2 separate regions of the Homo sapiens genome follow, and region 2 is linked to region 1. The links are chromatin loops, found by intact Hi-C in ENCODE. Cell type or tissue: heart right ventricle. All regions are shown on one strand.

The links. A loop is a pair of places that touch in the nucleus more often than their neighbours do. Peaks named below come from ENCODE experiments on the same cell type or tissue, not always from the same donor. Only the 100,000 strongest peaks of a DNase experiment are listed, where the experiment ranks them.
Region 2: it touches region 1 in a loop (2.0-fold over the local background); 2 of 110 quality-filtered maps call a loop at or near these places.

Annotation. Positions count from the first base shown.
Region 1 is chr3:11,505,857-11,513,856 of GRCh38, forward strand. The region is part of intron 20 of ATG7 (autophagy related 7); the gene reads left to right. Among named protein-coding and RNA genes, the nearest start is that of VGLL4, 130 kb to the right of the region's middle. In heart right ventricle, a CTCF peak has its summit at 3,401; DNase peaks (open chromatin) are centred at 3,405 and 4,235; H3K4me3 peaks cover 491 bases; H3K27ac peaks cover 3,964 bases.
Region 2 is chr3:11,400,318-11,408,317 of GRCh38, forward strand. The region is part of intron 19 of ATG7 (autophagy related 7); the gene reads left to right. Among named protein-coding and RNA genes, the nearest start is that of ATG7, 130 kb to the left of the region's middle. In heart right ventricle, no CTCF peak of the experiment used is centred here; no DNase peak of the experiment used is centred here.

The DNA of each region.
Region 1 (8,000 bases):
CATTCAGAGAGCTGAAAGGTACACAGTGCAGTGGTAACATCTGGAATTGACCCCTGGCTCCACCATCTTCATGATTAGTAAAGTCACTAAGCCCCTTTGAGAGCAAGATCAAGGCAGTCACAGTCACAGGGGCATTATGAGTATCACGTAAAGTCATGTATTCATATATGGGAATGCTTTGTAAATAGAACATTTCTGTATAAATCTTGCTTTCAGTTAGTGAGTTTGTGTATTTTTTGAGTTGGTCTCTCTGTAAATGTGCCTTCTTTCCCTAGTACATTTATTATTACTGAGTCCAGGTACGTTTGTGTATTAGTTAAGGTATAGGCTAAGGTACTATAATAGACCCCAGAATATCACAGTTTAAACATGGTAGAAATTTGTTTCTCCATGTAACAGTCTAGAGCTGCACCATCCAGTGCGGTGGCCACTAAGCACATTTGATTATTTAAATGTAATTCGAGCAAAATAAAAAGTTAACTGCCTCAGTTGCACTGGCCGCATTTCAAGTGCTTAGTAGCCTCTTGGCTAGAGGTTACTGTATTGGACAGCACAGATAAAACATTTCCATCATTGGTTGGGTGTGGTCATCCTATGTGCTTATGCGTATCAGCACTTTGGGAGGCCAAGGTGGGCAGATCACTTGAGGTCAGGAGTTTGAGACCAGCCTGGTCAACATGGTGAAACCCCATCTCTACAAAAAAAAAAAAAAAAAAAAAAAAAAAAAACCCAAAAATTAGCTGGGAGTGGTGGCAGGTGCCTGTAATCCCAGCTACTCAGGAGGCTGAGGCAGGACAATCACTTGAACCCAGGAGGCAGAGGTTGTGGTGAGCTGAGATTGTGCCACTGCACTCCAGCCCGAGTGGCAGAGCGAGACTCTGTCTGAAAACAAAACAAAGCAAAAAAATGCTTCCATCATCACAGAAAGTTTAGTTGGGCAGCCCTGGTCTAGAGGAGTGGTCTAGAACTTGATGGGTGCTCTGCTGTACAAGGTCATCCACAGGCCTGAGTTCCCTAAATATTATTGCTCTGCCATTCCCTAGGTAAGGATTCATAGCATTTTTTGTGCCATGGATCACTTTACAGAGTGACAAAGGCTAGGGACCACTTCACAGACTAATGCTTTTAAATGTGCAAAATCAGGCTGGGCGCAGTGGCTCATGCCTGTAATCCCAGCACTTTGGGAGGCTGAGGCAGGCAGATCACTTGAGATCAGGAGTTTGAGAACAGCCAGGCCCAACATAGTGAAACCCCGCCTCTACTAAAAATACAAAAATTAGCCAGGTGAGGTGGCACGCACCTGTAGTGCCAGCTACTCAGGAGGCTGAGGCAGGAGAATCGCTTGAACCCAGGAGGCGGAAGTTTCAGTGAGCTAAGATCACACCACTGCACTCCAGCCTGGGAGACAGAGTGAGACTCCATCTCAAAATAAATAAATAAAAATTTTGTTTAAATGTGTAAAATAAAACACAGAGTTACAAAGGAAATTAATTATGTTGAAATACAATTATCAAAGTATTTTAAAAACCCAAAATTTATGACATAGTAATATGTACTTTATTAATACATCAAATAATGATCTAGTGTCAATTCTAAAGGCTATTTTTGTAATTCCAAAGTAGTGATGAGTATTTGTGATATTTCAAGACAATCCATAAGTATAATGTGATATGAAAATACCTATAATTTCTGTTATTGACAGAGTCATGGACACTGCTAATAATGTGGTTTGTTCCCTCCATTATAAGTGAAGGAAATGCTAAAGTTATGGGTGTTTTTTGTTTTTGTTTTTGTTTTTGTTTGTCCTTCCAAATTTAAAGACCAGTGAATTCTATTCATGGACTCCTTGAGGGTCTGAGGACCCCAGGGTTAAGAAGCCCTGCTGGGAATTATTAAAGCTAGCCCAGCAATTTTAAGTCCACACTCTAGATGTGGGAAGGAAGAGAGGAAATGGAAGGCAACCATTTCCTGCTTAAAGGACTGGACCTGGCAGTTGCTCACATCCCATCTCATTGGCCAACATTAGTCACATGGGGTGTAAGGCATGCTGGGAAACACAGTCTGTAGTTGGGCAACCCTGAACCTTGCTGGTAATTAAAAAAAAAACAAAAAAACAAAAAACAAAACAAAACTGGGAGAGTTCCATCAGTAAAAGGAAGAAGGGAAGAATGGCTAGTAGGATAAACAACAGCCTCTACCACAGCTTGGCTCATCTCTATGGAATTAAAACAAAAGTGTTTTTTCAAAAATGTGCTGTTTACTCTCCGACACTTTGTATACCTTCAGGTCTACAGCAGATGTCAACAGGAAGCATTTCACTCTTACTAGCTATGGACAGGCCCCTATGGTGGTGCCAGTTCGTGAGGCACACAGTGTCTAAGGTGGGGGGGTGTCCAATCTTTTGGCTTCCCTGAGCCACGTTGGAAGAATAATTACCTTGGGCCGCACATAAAATACACTAACGATAGCTGATGAGCTTAAAAAAAAAAAAAAAGAAAAAATTCATACTGTTTTAAGAAAGTTTACAAATTTGTGTTGGGCTGCATTCAAAGCCATCCTGGGCCACATGCGTTAGACAAGCTTGGTCTAAGGGATATAGCTTTATTTTTTAAATAAGAGACAGAGTCTTGCTCTGTGGCCCAGGCTGGAATGCAGTGGCCTGATCATAGCTCACTGCCTACCACAAATTCCTGGGCTCAGGTGATCCTCCTGCTTCAGCTTCCGAAGTAGCTGGTGTACCACCATGCCTGCTAATATTATTATTATTTTCTTGTAATAGAGACAGTGTCTCACCATCTTGCCCAGGCTGGTCTCCAACTCTTGGGCTCAAGTGATCCTCCTATCTTGCTTTCCCAAAGCGCTGAGATTACAGGTGTCAGCTACCATGCACAGCCCTATGTAGCCTATTTTGAACTAATAATCCTCAGTTCTGTGCCTGTAGTTGCTGACAGAGCCAACACTTCACAAGTGTTGGCTTCTGAAGTGTGTTTGTCTCTTGCTTAAAGCAAACTCGGTACAACGTGATCTGCACTTACAAAACTAATAACAAATTAATAACAAATTAGATCTCTGCTCCTGTTACCAATGACCAATATTCTATGTGCAAGAGAGCATAAGTAGAAGGAGACAGACTTTTTCCAAACAAACAGATCCCTTGAGCAAATGCCCTTTAAACTTTAAAATAACAACCCCCTTGGGTTGTGCAGGCCTTTAACTTTTCAGAGAGCTTTAAGTACCTTAACTCTTCTTATTTTATTAAAACACCCAGGTCATGGGTTGGTTTTTTTTCTTTCCAAGTTAGTTAAATAAATAAGCAATTATGACGCAGCGCCACATGGCCAACAGCTTTTAGCTTATAAACATAGAGTTTGAAAAGCAGTACTTAGAGGCCAACTTGGTTGGCTGCTGCCGGCAGGAGGGAGCCGAGCTGTTCCCGGCCCAGATAACACTTAAAGGGCCAGGCAGGCCCTCATGCATGCACATTTGTCTACATCCAGGGAGCTGTTTTTTTTCTGATGCAACATGAATTTCAGTGTGGTTTTTTTTTTTTTTAAGTGCCAAATTGTGAGCTCCTGATGGCCAGCCACTTGTGTCTTATAAGCCTCCACAAAGCCTGGTGCAACTCCTTGTATGTCACAGACATAGACATGTTTGCTGACAAATTGTTTGTATTTTATGAGCGTTTATAATGGCCTTTTAAGTAAGTGACGTTTTAGAGTTTGCTGAATGAAGAGTGATTTTTATTTAGTCTCAGAGGCACAGTTGTTTGGTGTGGTTGGTTTTTTTTGGCCACCCCTCCCCCAATCTATCTCTAATTTTAAGATGTGATTCACTAGGAAAATATGATTCTGTTAATTGAATTCATTTTATAGCCAACTTTTCAGGAACCTATCTATTTCTGTAAAGTGAGAGCCACTTGTAAATGTACCGTTTGGTGCCAGCACTCAAATTTTCCCTGACTCAGTTGCTCCAGTGGTGTTTAAATATCTTCCCATAAATCAGGCAGCCAGCGCTCCATACTTATTTACTGGGTCTTGTGATTCAGCCCAGGATCCTGATAGTGATCTTGGATGGGTGATATAAATAGACTAGGATTTGCCAATGGCTATTTTTATCAGGGAAGCTTTCTAAGTTGATTTCTTTGAACCCAGAACAACTTCCTCCCTCTGGCTTCCCCTGTTTTCCTCCAAGACTAGGGAGATCCTTTCTTTATTCTGCCCGCCCATCTTCTGCCCCTCCCCCAGCCAGCTGGTGTCTGCAGAAATTAGAAGGAAGGTACGTGCCTGACACAGAGTTGCCTGAAATCATATATCTTTACCCCCTTTCAGGATCATCTTTCTTTCATCCGGCCCAAGAATGGCACCTTCCCCGCCCATCAGGCCACCTGCACTCAGGAGTCGGCTGCCTGTCCTGAAATAGATCTCTACCAGCTCTCAAGCAGAACAATTCCTTGCATTCATACTTGAATGTATAATTTGTGTTATTACCTCTTATTTGTCTTTGTAAGTTTGTCCCTGCCCCAGTTTAAAAAAAAAAAAAAATCTGAGTTACTGCTACTGAACCAAAGGGCCTCATTCGAGGTCTTCTTTCTCCCCACCCCCTCCCCCATCCCAGTGATACAGATGCTGCCTTGTCTGGTCAGGCCTTCAGGGAGGATGTCCTGACCCCCTCAACCCCCCATCTCCAAAGCTGTCCCCTCGCTCTTTGTGCAACTCGCCGCCCACATCCAGCACAGTAAAAGCAGGCTGTCAGCTGGGAGAGGCTCGCCTTGGAGGACTGTCCTTTCTTTACATCCTCTTCCCAGGGCTTCATGCTGCAAAACAGCACATTCTCAACATGAAACAAAAATGGATTCTGTTTTCTTTTTCACCTAGTGTTTTTGGCCATACTGTTCTTGGCAGTCAGACTTCCAGGCTTGGGGTAGAATCGATAGCTTAAAAGATAAATGTTTACACTGGTCAGCAATGTGCCATTTGGAGCCTTGGTGCCCCTGGATAATTTGCCAGAGTCTGTGGCTTTGTGTCCGGAATTGGTGGGTTCTTGGTCTCACTGACTTCAAGAATGAAGCCGCGGACCCTCGCGGTGAGTGTTACAGCTCTTAAGGTGGCGCGTCTGGAGTCTGTCCCTTCTGATGTTCAGATGTGTTCGGAGTTTCTTCCTTCTGGTGGGTTCGTGGTCTCGCTGGCTCGGGAGTGAAGCTGCAGACCTTCGCGGTGAGTGTTACAGCTCATAAAAGCAGCGTGGACCCAAAGAGTGAGCAGTAGCAAGATTTATTGCAAAGAGCAAAAGAACAAAGCTTCCACAGCGTGGAAGGGGACCTGAGCGGGTTGCCAATGCTGGCTCAGGCAGCCTGCTTTTATTCTCTTATCTGGCCCCACCCACATCCTGCTGATTGGTAGAGCCGAGTGGCCTGTTTTGTCAGGGCGCTGATTGGTGCGTTTACAATCCCTGAGCTAGATACAAAGGTTCTCCATGTTCCCATCATATTAGTTAGATACAGAGTTTCGACACACAGGTTCTCCAAGGCCCCACCAGAGCAGCTAGATACAGAGTGTCGACTGGTGCATTCACAAACCTTGAGCTAAACACAGGGTGCTGATTGGTGTATTTGTAATCCCTGAGCTAGATATAAAGACTCTCCATGTCCCCACCAGACTCAGGAGCCCAGCTGGCTTCACCTAGTGGATCCTGCACTGGGGCTGCAGGTGGAGCTGCCTGCCAGTCCCGTACTGTGCGCTCACACTCCTCAGCCCTTGGGCGGTCGATGGGACTGGGCGCCGTGAGCAGGGGGTGGTGCTCGTCGGGGAGGCTCCGGCCGCACAGGAGCCCATGGCGGGGGTGGGAGGCTCAGGCATGGTGGGCTGCAGGTCCTGAGCCCTGCCCCGAGGGAAGGCAGCTAAGGCCCAGCGAGAAATCGAGCACAGCACCGGTGGGCTGGTACTGCTGGGGTACTCAGTACACCCTCCGCAGCCACTGGCCCAGGTGCTAAGTCCCCCACTGCCTGGGGCCAGCAGGGCTGGCTGGCTGCTCCGAATGCGGGGCCCACCAAGCCCACACCCACCCAGAACTCCAGCTGGCCTGCAAGCGCCGCATGCAGCCCTGGTTCCCGCTCGTGCCTCTCCCTCCACACCTCCCTGCAAGCTGAGGGAGTGGGCTCCAGCCTTGGCCAGCCCAGAAAGGGGCTCCCACAGTGCAGTGGGGGGCTGAAGGGCTCCTCAAATGCCACCAAAGTGGGAGCCCAGGCAGGGGAGGTGCCAAGAGCAAGCGAGGGCTCTGAGGACTGCCAGCATGCTGTCACCTCTCAGCTTCACCCACCCAGTGACCTTGAGTCTCCTTAACTTTCCAACTAGCCTACCTCCCAGAGGTCCCCCACACCCCTCTCCCCTCCTTCGGCCAGCCCTGAGGGCCAGGCCCTTTCTCACTTCCTGAACCAAGTACTGGAAGTAGAAGAAACTGTTGTCAGGCTCCGAGTTCCACCTCTGGGTCAAGGGCTCCAGAGCCTGGTGCTGCAGCTTGGCCAAGGGAACCCAAAAACCAGGTCAGCAGTACATCCACTCTCTGAGCTTTGGTTCTGTCATTGCACAGGATTAATGTTCCATCTCAGATTAACTCTGAAATCAAATGAGGTAATGTATTAGTACTTGTGTGTACAGAATTGGTGGGTTCTTGGTCTCACTGACTTCAAGAATGAAGCCATGGACCGTCGCAGTGAGTGTTAACAGTTCTTAAAGCGGCACGTCTGGAGTTATTTGTTCCTCCTGGTGGGTTCGTGGTCTCGCTGGCTTCAGGAGTGAAGCTGCAGACCTTCACGGTGAGTGTTACAGCTCATAAAAGCAGTGTGGACCCAAAGAGTGAGCAGTAGCAAGATTTATTGCAAAGAGCTAAAGAACAAAGCTTCCATAGTGTGGAAGGGGACCTGAGCGGGTTGCCATTGCTGGCTCGGGCAGCCTGCTTTTATTCTCTTACCTGGCCCCACCCACATCCTGCTGATTGGTCCATTTTACAGAGAGCTGATTGGTCCATTTTACAGAGAGCTGATTGGTGCGTTTACAATCCCTGAGCTAGACACAAAAGTTCTCCAAGTCCCCACTAGATTAGCTAGATACAGAGTGTGGACACAAAGGTTCTCCAAGTCCCCACCAGAGTAGCTAGATACAGAGTGTCAATTGGTGCATTCCCAAATCCTGAGCTAGACACAGGGTGCTGATTGGTGTGTTTACAAACCTTGAGCTAGATACAGAGTGCCGATTGGTGTATTTACAATCCCCTAGCTAGACATAAAGGTTCTCCAAGTCCCCACCAGACTCAGGAGCCCAGCTGGCTTCACCCAGTGGATCCCGCACCGGGGCTGCAGGTGGAGCTGCCTGCCAGTCCTGCGCCGTGCGTCTGCACTCCTCAGCCCTTGGGTGGTGGATGAGACTGGGCGCCGTGGAGCAGGGGGCGGTGCTCGTTGGGGAGGCTCGGGCTGCACAGGAGCCCACGGGAGGCAGAGGCTCAGGCATGGTGGGCTGCAGGTCCTGAGCCCTGCCCCGCGGGGAGGCAGCTAAGGCCCAGGGAGAAATTGAGCGCAGCACCAGTGGGCCAGCACTGCTGGGGGACCCAGCGCACCCTCTGCAGCCGCTGGCCTGGGTGCTAAGCCCCTCATTGCCTGGGGCTGGCAGGGCCAGCCGGCCGCTCCCAGTGCGGGGCCTGCCAAGCCCACGCCCACCCGGAACTCCAGCTGGCCCACAAGTGTGGCGTGCAGCCCCAGTTCCTGCTCCCGCCTCTCCCTCCACACCTCCCTGCAAGCTGAGGGAGCCAGCTCCAACCTTGGCCAGCCCAGAAAGGGGCTCCCACAGTGCAGCAGTGGGCTGAAGGGCCCCTCAAGTGCCGCCAAAGTGGGAGCCCAGGCAGAGGAGGCGCTGAGAGTGAGCGAGGGCTGCGAGGGCTGCCAGCATGCTGTCACCTCTCACTTGGAGTGCTTTATGAAACGTAGAGAGCATAACAACAGCAAGAATATC
Region 2 (8,000 bases), 110 kb before region 1:
TGAAACTGTTCCCTCTTATGCTGAGTACCCAGATAATAGGGGTAGGCCAATAAATCAATGAGCAGAGAAGGACTAGCTTGAAGACAACAGAAAATAAATAGGGACTGTGGCCAACTAGAGCTCAAGTTCTCTCCGTGGAGCAGCTGCAACCCAACTCTGGATGATTGTTACTTGCAGACTACTGGGAATAACGTTGCCATATTTTCTGATTTTTTTTCCTTCGAAGAGTAGATAGAAATGTGAATTTTAATGTGCAAGTACCTGATTTTTAAGTGTTGGTTCACACCGCACCCCCCACCCCAAAATACTGCTTGAGTCAAACCAAACCTGTACCTGGGATATGTCCAGTTAGTTTATGAGAATAACCTCAACAGCCATGCAGATTGGAGAGAGAGAATAATGTATAAAATAATGTACTATAACCTTCTTGATGGAACTTGCCTGCGAAGCATGTTCTTATATAATTCTCAACTTCAAAATTAAAAGAAACTCAACCAAAATTCATACATTACAAACGTCACTCAGGGTAATAATTTTCTTAGTGAAACCTGGCTCTCTCTGCAGGGGAATGAATTTTTTTACCGTAAGTAATTTATTAAAGGGATTGAGTAAAACTGCTAAATAGTGATATCACGCAAAGCAATTTCTTTTAGGAGAAATAGCTAAAGATGGACTTTAAAAATGTGCTGCTTAATGGGTTGAATCCCAAGATGTTGTGCTCCTGTTTAGATGTAGCAGGCATTTTCAAAGTGGTCCGAGCACCAGCAGCATCAGTGCCATTTGGGAACTTGCTAGAAATAAAAACTCTCAGACCCCGCCCCAGACCTAATTAATCAGAAACTGTGGGGTTGGGCCCAGCTACTTCTGTTTTAACAAGCCTTCCTGGGGATTCTGAAGCATGCTCAAGTTTTGATAAACCACTGCTATAGCTTTTGTGCTTTGTGACTTTTTTTGTAGAATGACTTTAGAAAGTTAAACTTTGTTATTTTAAGGTTTCAAGTGAATATTTTCTTCAATGTTGACATCTTCCAAGTATCCTTCAAATAATATCTTTGGTTTGGCTTATGTCAGTCAAGTATGTGTTGGTTTAAAAAGATGACCGAGAATAGAAAGTTGTATCTTCTAAAAATTCATTTTAAAGTGAGATTCGTATATAACAGCAGACACAATTTTATCCTCTTTCTGCCTTTCTTATCCACTACACTCATGGTATCCACTCACAGCCTCACTAAGGAAGTCAGTCCACTTCATGCTCAGCTTTTAACTTAGGGGTTTTTTAAATGTATGCATAGCATGTATCATGCACAGAATGCCATAGAATCCTTCTCTGACCCCTCCTTCTGTTTTATAAGCCATTCTGTGCATAAGGCCACAGTGACTTCACACTGGACTCTGGTTCTGCCTCCTACTAAATGGCAGAGTCCAGGAGGGTCCCACAACCTGTGTACTCCAGGCCTACAGACTATAAGCTCTAAGTAATGGATGCTCAGCAAATATTTTTTCTTTGCTCTAGGGTCTCAACTCTCAGCAGGATTAATAGCTGTTTAACCTACGGTGATCCTTTTATTAGTTTGTTACAGTAAGAAATGCATGTTTTAATTGGATTGGAAGCCTTGAACCTTTTCTTAAATAATAAACATTTTTATGTTGAGGTAAAACTTAAAAACAGTAAGTACACAGATGTTAAGTGTACAACTTGGTGGGTTTTTTTTCACATGTAAATACCCATGCAACTGAGACAGGAATAATAACAGGGTGGTCGCAGGAGAATAGAAAATTCCAGGCAGCAGTTTCACATGACTAGCAAAAGGAAACTGTTGAAATAGCTGCATAGACTGGGCGTGGTTGCTCACACCTGTAATCTCAGCATTTGGGAGGCCAAGGCAGGCAGATCACTTGAGGTCAGAAGTTCGAAACCAGCCTAGCCAACATGGTGAAACCCGGTTTCTACTAGAAATACAAAAATTAGCTGGGGTGTAGTGGCAGGCGCCTGTAATCCCAGCTACTCAGAAGGCTGAGGTGGGAGGATTGCTTGAATCCAGGAGGCAGAGGTTGCAGTGAGCCAAGATTGTGCCATTGCACTCCAGCCTGGGCAATAGAGTGAGACTCCGTCTCAAAAAATAAATTAAAAAAAGAAATACTGGATAAGCTAGGGGCTGATAAGACCCTGAAAAACCAGGGTGTGAACCAAGCTGGCTAAGAATGACTGCACCCAACATGGCTGTGGATTTGACCTAGGTTTCACCTAGAACCTCCTTATACATTCATTAACATATCACACATGCACCAGCCCCGTGAAAGTCAAGGCCAGCCTGGGCAACATAGTGAAACCCCAGCTCCAAAAATATAAAATCACAGAATAGAAGGAAAATCAACTGTCAGATGCTGCTGAGAGACTGAATGAGGATTATAAATGGCAAGATACAGGTCTTCAGTGGTCTTTTTATATTAATATAACACATTTTTTAACAATTTTTTTAATGGAGTCAGGGTCTCATAGCCACCACACCCAGTTTATTTAACAATCGACGTCAACAATTACCTGGTTACATAGACTTACCAGATTAATTTATCAATTTAGCAGTTAATCAAATTAGATTTCTCCTGTTTTAAAAATATTGAATATAAATTTCAATGCTTTTAAAGTCTTAATTAAAACCAGGAATCTATTCTCTTAAATGCTTAAAGTACATTAAGACATATCAAACAAACACTTTGCTGTAGTGATTACAACGTTGAATAGTACACTAACATACCATTTATAAATATGTTGATGCTATGGATCTAAATTTGTGTTTCTTAAAGATATTCAAGAGCTTTATTGAGATACAATTTACATACCAGAAAATCCACCCATTGTAAGACTAGAGTCTGATAATTCGTAGTAAATGTAAACTGACGTGCACCTATCAATCTGAGGAAGTCTTGACAAGAGTCTTTTGGAGTGCGGAGAGGAAGTCCTCATTGGAGTAAGTTAAAGAGAGAATGGAGAATAATATAGATGTTTCAAGGGTTTTCTTTTTTTTTTTTAATCTCTTAAGGGTATTGGGGGAAGGTAGTAAGGAGAAGGAGATTAAGAGGGATTATGTCTAAAATGGTAATTGTTTCATCTTGTTTGTGTTCAGAGAAAATCTGGAGGGATAGCTTGTCTGATTCCTTCTGTTTAGATAATAAAGGATGAAAAGACATCATTTAAGAAATGGAAACTAGCAAATGTAAACTTTTATGTAGTTTTTAAGGTTTTTTCTTCTGGTGAGTTACTTGCATTTCATTGGGAGAAAAATCTTCCTTTAAATGTTATTGATAATCAATTATTAAGTAGGTGAAGCAGTCTGGTTCCTTTTTCCTCACATTGCTTTAGAAATTAATACGAATGCTAATGAAAAGGCAAGGAATATAAAAACCAACAACATATTAATGACCCTGAGGTCGAAGTATGAATATCACAAGGGCAAAAATAGTTCTACACATTGGGCATTTCAGTGGATATTGGTTACTCCTTGACAAAAGATGGCACTCCTTATGCAGAAACACGCTGGATTTCCCAAAGAAGCGTATAAACTAGAGCAGGTTCTCTTAAATCTTTGAATGAATGCACTGAGTTAGTTTTGGCTGTTACTGCTCTTGGAATGTCTTTTTGTTTGCATTTTTCCAATTTACCTCCTTGTTGACATATCAATATTTAAAAGAAATCTCCCCCCCAGATTTTTGACCTACAATAGTATAATCTCAAATATTGGATTAATTGGTCAGAGCATCCATTTAAACATTTTGATTTTTATAATGTCCTGCTTATTAACCAGCTCAATTTTTTTTTTTTTTTTTTTTTTTTTGCGGTAGAGTCTTGCTCTGTCGCCCAGACCGGAGTGCAGTGGTGCGATCTTCTCGGCTCACTGCAACCTCCATCTCCCGGGTTCAAGTGATTGTCCTGCCTCAGCCTCCCGAGTAGCTGGGATTACAGGTGCTCGCCACCATGCCCGACTAATTTTTTTATTTTTAGTAGAGATGGCGTTTCACCATATTGGCCAGGCTGGTCATGAACTCCTGACTTCAAGTGATCTGCCCTGGTTGGCCTCCCAAAGTGCTGGGATACGGGCATGAGCCACCATGGCCGGCTCCAGCTCAAATTTTTTTAACCAGCCTTCAATGCTCAGCCAAGCCATTAATACCTCTGCCTTGCCTTTTATCTCCTGCTTGCATTCTTAAGGTCAGCTAGACTGAGTTTAGGGCCTTCTCAGATCTTCCCTGAGCAGGTGTGTGGTTTTGGGCATGTACCTAGCCTTGTGCCTGTGCCATGTTGTATTAGTCTTTCTCATGCTGCTCATAAAGACATACCTGAGACTGGGTAATTTATAAGGGAAAGAGGTTTAATGGACTTACAGTTCCACATGGCTGAGGAGGCCTCACAATCATGGTGGAAAGCAAAAGGGAAGCAAAGGCACATCTTATGTGGCAGCAGACAAGGGCTTGTGGAGGGGAACTCCCTTTATAAAACCATCAGATCTCGTGAGACTTATTCACTATCATGAGAACGGCATGAGAAAGACCCGCCCCCATGATTCAGTTACCTCCTATTGGGTCCCTCCCACAACACATGGGAATTATGGGAGCTACAATTCAAGATGAGATTTGGGTGGGGACACAGCCAAATCATATCACATATTTTCTAGATTCTTAAGAATATGCTTCAGCTTTTCAAAGCCTCCTTTAGTATTTTCCAGATTTTTTAAAGCTTTTTGTTGGCTTATTGTTACTTCAGCTGTTACATACCAAGTCAGGAGATCATGATGTTAAACAGTTGCCTCTGATAGTTTTCAACAGTTGGCCCTGGAAAAAAGGCTGGGTGAATTCTGAATCAGGTCAAATGAGGACATTTTGTCAGTGGATCTTCCTGACACCATACAGGTGACATTTTCTAAAAATGAAGATTTATAGAAGCTCTGACTCTAAACTCCACCCCCACCCCCTTGCCCCCACTGACTATTGGGCTGCCGGTTTTCACTGTGATTATGTGTTACTGATGTTCAAGGCTACTATGGAGCTTGAGGGGGTGAGGCGATGAGAATAGGAGAAGTTGAAATGCCAAAAAGCTTATTGTTTTACCAAGATTCAGTTTTTCTTGAATACACAGCCCCAGATTTTGTCAGCCTTCTCTTTCCCCTTATAGAAAGGATTTTCAGAGGTTCTTACTCCACTATTTTTGCTGACATTGCTATGTGTCATCTTGTCATGTATTTTCTGTGTTTATCAAGCCCTATTTGGCAATAATTATATTTTACAAGTAGTAAGTATGTAGCATTTCTTTTTTTTTATTATTTTTATTTTTGAGACAGGATCTCTCACTCTGTCGTCCAGGCTGGAGTGCAGTGTTGTGATCATGGCTCAGTGCAGCCTCAACTTCCCAGGCTCAGGTGATTCTCCCACTTCAGCCTCCCAAGTAGCTGGGACTACAAATGCATGTCACCACGCCTGGATAATTTTTTGTAGAGATGGGGTTTCGCTGTGTTTCCCAGGCTGGTCCTAAACTTCTGGGCTTAAGACATCCACCGCCTTGGCCTCCCAAAGTGCTAGGATTATAGGCATGATGCCTGTAATCCCACTGCACCTGGCCATGTGTAGCATTTCTCTTTCCTTCCTTTCCTTTTCTTCCTTCCTTCCTTGCTTTTTTTTGTTTTTGTTTTTGTTTTTTGTAGATGGAATCTCACTCTGTTACCCAGGCTGGAGTGTAGTGGCATGATCCCGGCTCACTGCAACCTCTGCCTCCCAGGCTCAAGCGATCCTCTCACCTCAGTCTCCCAAGTGGCTGGGACTATAGGCGCACATCCCCACGCCTGGCTAATTTTTGTATTTTTGGTAGAAATGGGGTTTCATCATATTGCCAAGGCTGGTCTCTAACTCCTGGACTCAAGTGATCTGCCCACCCCAGCCTCTCAAAGTGCTGGGATCACAGGCATGAGCCACCATACCCAGCCCATATGTAGCATTTCTATTGCCATGTTTTTTTGAGACAGTTTCTTGCCCCATCACCCAGGCTGGAGGGCAGTGGTGCAGTCATGGCTCACTGAAGCCTCCAATTCCTGGATTAAGTGATTCTCCTGCCTCAGTCCCCCACCAAGTTACTGAGATTACAAGCACCTGCTACTGTGCCCAGTTAACTTAAAAAAAAAATTTGTAGAGATGACATCTTGCTATATTGCCCAGGCTGGCCTTGAACTCATGGCTTCAAGCAGTCCTCTTGCCTCGGCCTCTGTATTAGTCCATTTTCATGCTGCTGATAAAGATATACCCAAGACTGGGCAGTTTACAAAAGAAGGAGGTTTATCAGACTTACAGTTCCACATGGCTGGGGAGGCCTCACAATCCTGGTGGAAGGTAAGGAGGAGCAAGTCACATCTTACGTGGATGGCAGCAGGAAAACAGAGCTTGTGCAGAGAAACTCCCATTCTTAAAACCATCAGATCTCATAAGACCCATTAACCATCACCAGAGCAGCATGGGAAAGACCCACCCCCATGATTCAATCATCTCCCACTGGGTCCCTCCCATAACATATGGGAATTATGGGAGCCACAAGATGAGATTTGGTTGGGGACACAGAGCCAAACCATATCATTCTGGCCCCGTCCCTCTCAAATTTCGTATCTTCACATTTCAAAACCAATCATGTCTTCCCAACAGTCCCCCAAAGTCTCAACTAATTTCAGCATTAACGCAGTAGTCCAAAGTCTCTTCTGAGACAAGGCAAGTCCCTTCTGCCTATGAGCCTATATAAATCAAAAGCAAGTTAGTTACTTCCTAGATATAATGGGGGTACAGGCATTGGGTACATACAGCCATTCCAAATTGGAGAAATTGACCAAAACAAAGGAGCTCAGGCTCCATACAAGTCTGAAATCCAGTGAGGCAGTCAAATCTTAAAGCTCCAAAATGATCTCCTTTGACTCCGTGTCTCACATCCAGGTCATGCTGATGCAAGAGGTGGGAAGGCATGATTGGTTCCCATGGTCTTGGGCAGCTCTGCCCCTGTGGCTTTGCAGGGTGCAGCCTCCCTCCTGGCTGCTTTCACAGACTGGCGTTGAGTGTCTGGCTCTTCCAGGCACACAGCACAGTTGTCAGTGGATCTATCATTCTGAGGTCTAGAGGACAGTGGCCCTCTTCTCACAGCTTCACTAGGCAGTGCCCCAGTAGGAACTCTGTGTGGGGGCTCTCACCCCACATTTTCCTTCCACACTGCCCTAGCAGAGGTTCTCCATGAGGACCCCACCCCTACAGCAAACTTCAGCCTGGGCATCCAGGTGTTTCCATACATCTTCTGAAATCTAGGCATAGGTTCCCAAACCTCAATTCTTGACTTCTGTGTACTTGCAGGCTCAAAACCACGTGGAAGCTGTCAAGTCTTGGGGCTTGCATTCTCTGAAGCCATGGCATGAACTCTGTGTTGGCCCCTTTCAGCCACAGCTGGAGTGTCTGGGATGCAGGGCACCAAGTCCTTAGGCTGTACACAGCACAGGGACCCTGGGCTCAGCCCTTGAAACCATTTTTTCCTCCTAGGCTTCAGGGCCTGTAGTGGGAGGGGCTGCCACAAAGTTCTCTGACATGCCCTGGAGGCATTTTCCCCATTGTCTTGGTGATTAACATTTTGGCTCCTAGTTACTTAAGCAAACTTCTGCAGCTGGCTTGAATTTCTCCTCAGAAAATGGGATTTTCTTTTCTATTGCATTGTCAGGCTGCAAACTTTCTAAACTTTTATGCTCTGTTTCCCTTTTGAAACTGAATGCCTTTGACAGAACCCAAGTTACCTCTTGAATGCTTTGCTGCTTAGAAATTTCTTCTGCCAGATACTCTAAATCATCTCTCAAGTTCAAAGTTCCACAAATCTCTAGGGCAGGACAAAATGACACCAGTCTCTTTGCTAAAACATAGCAAAAGCCACCTTTGTTCCAGTTCCCAACAAGTTCCTCATCTCCATTTGAGACCACCTTAGCCTGGACCTTGTTTAT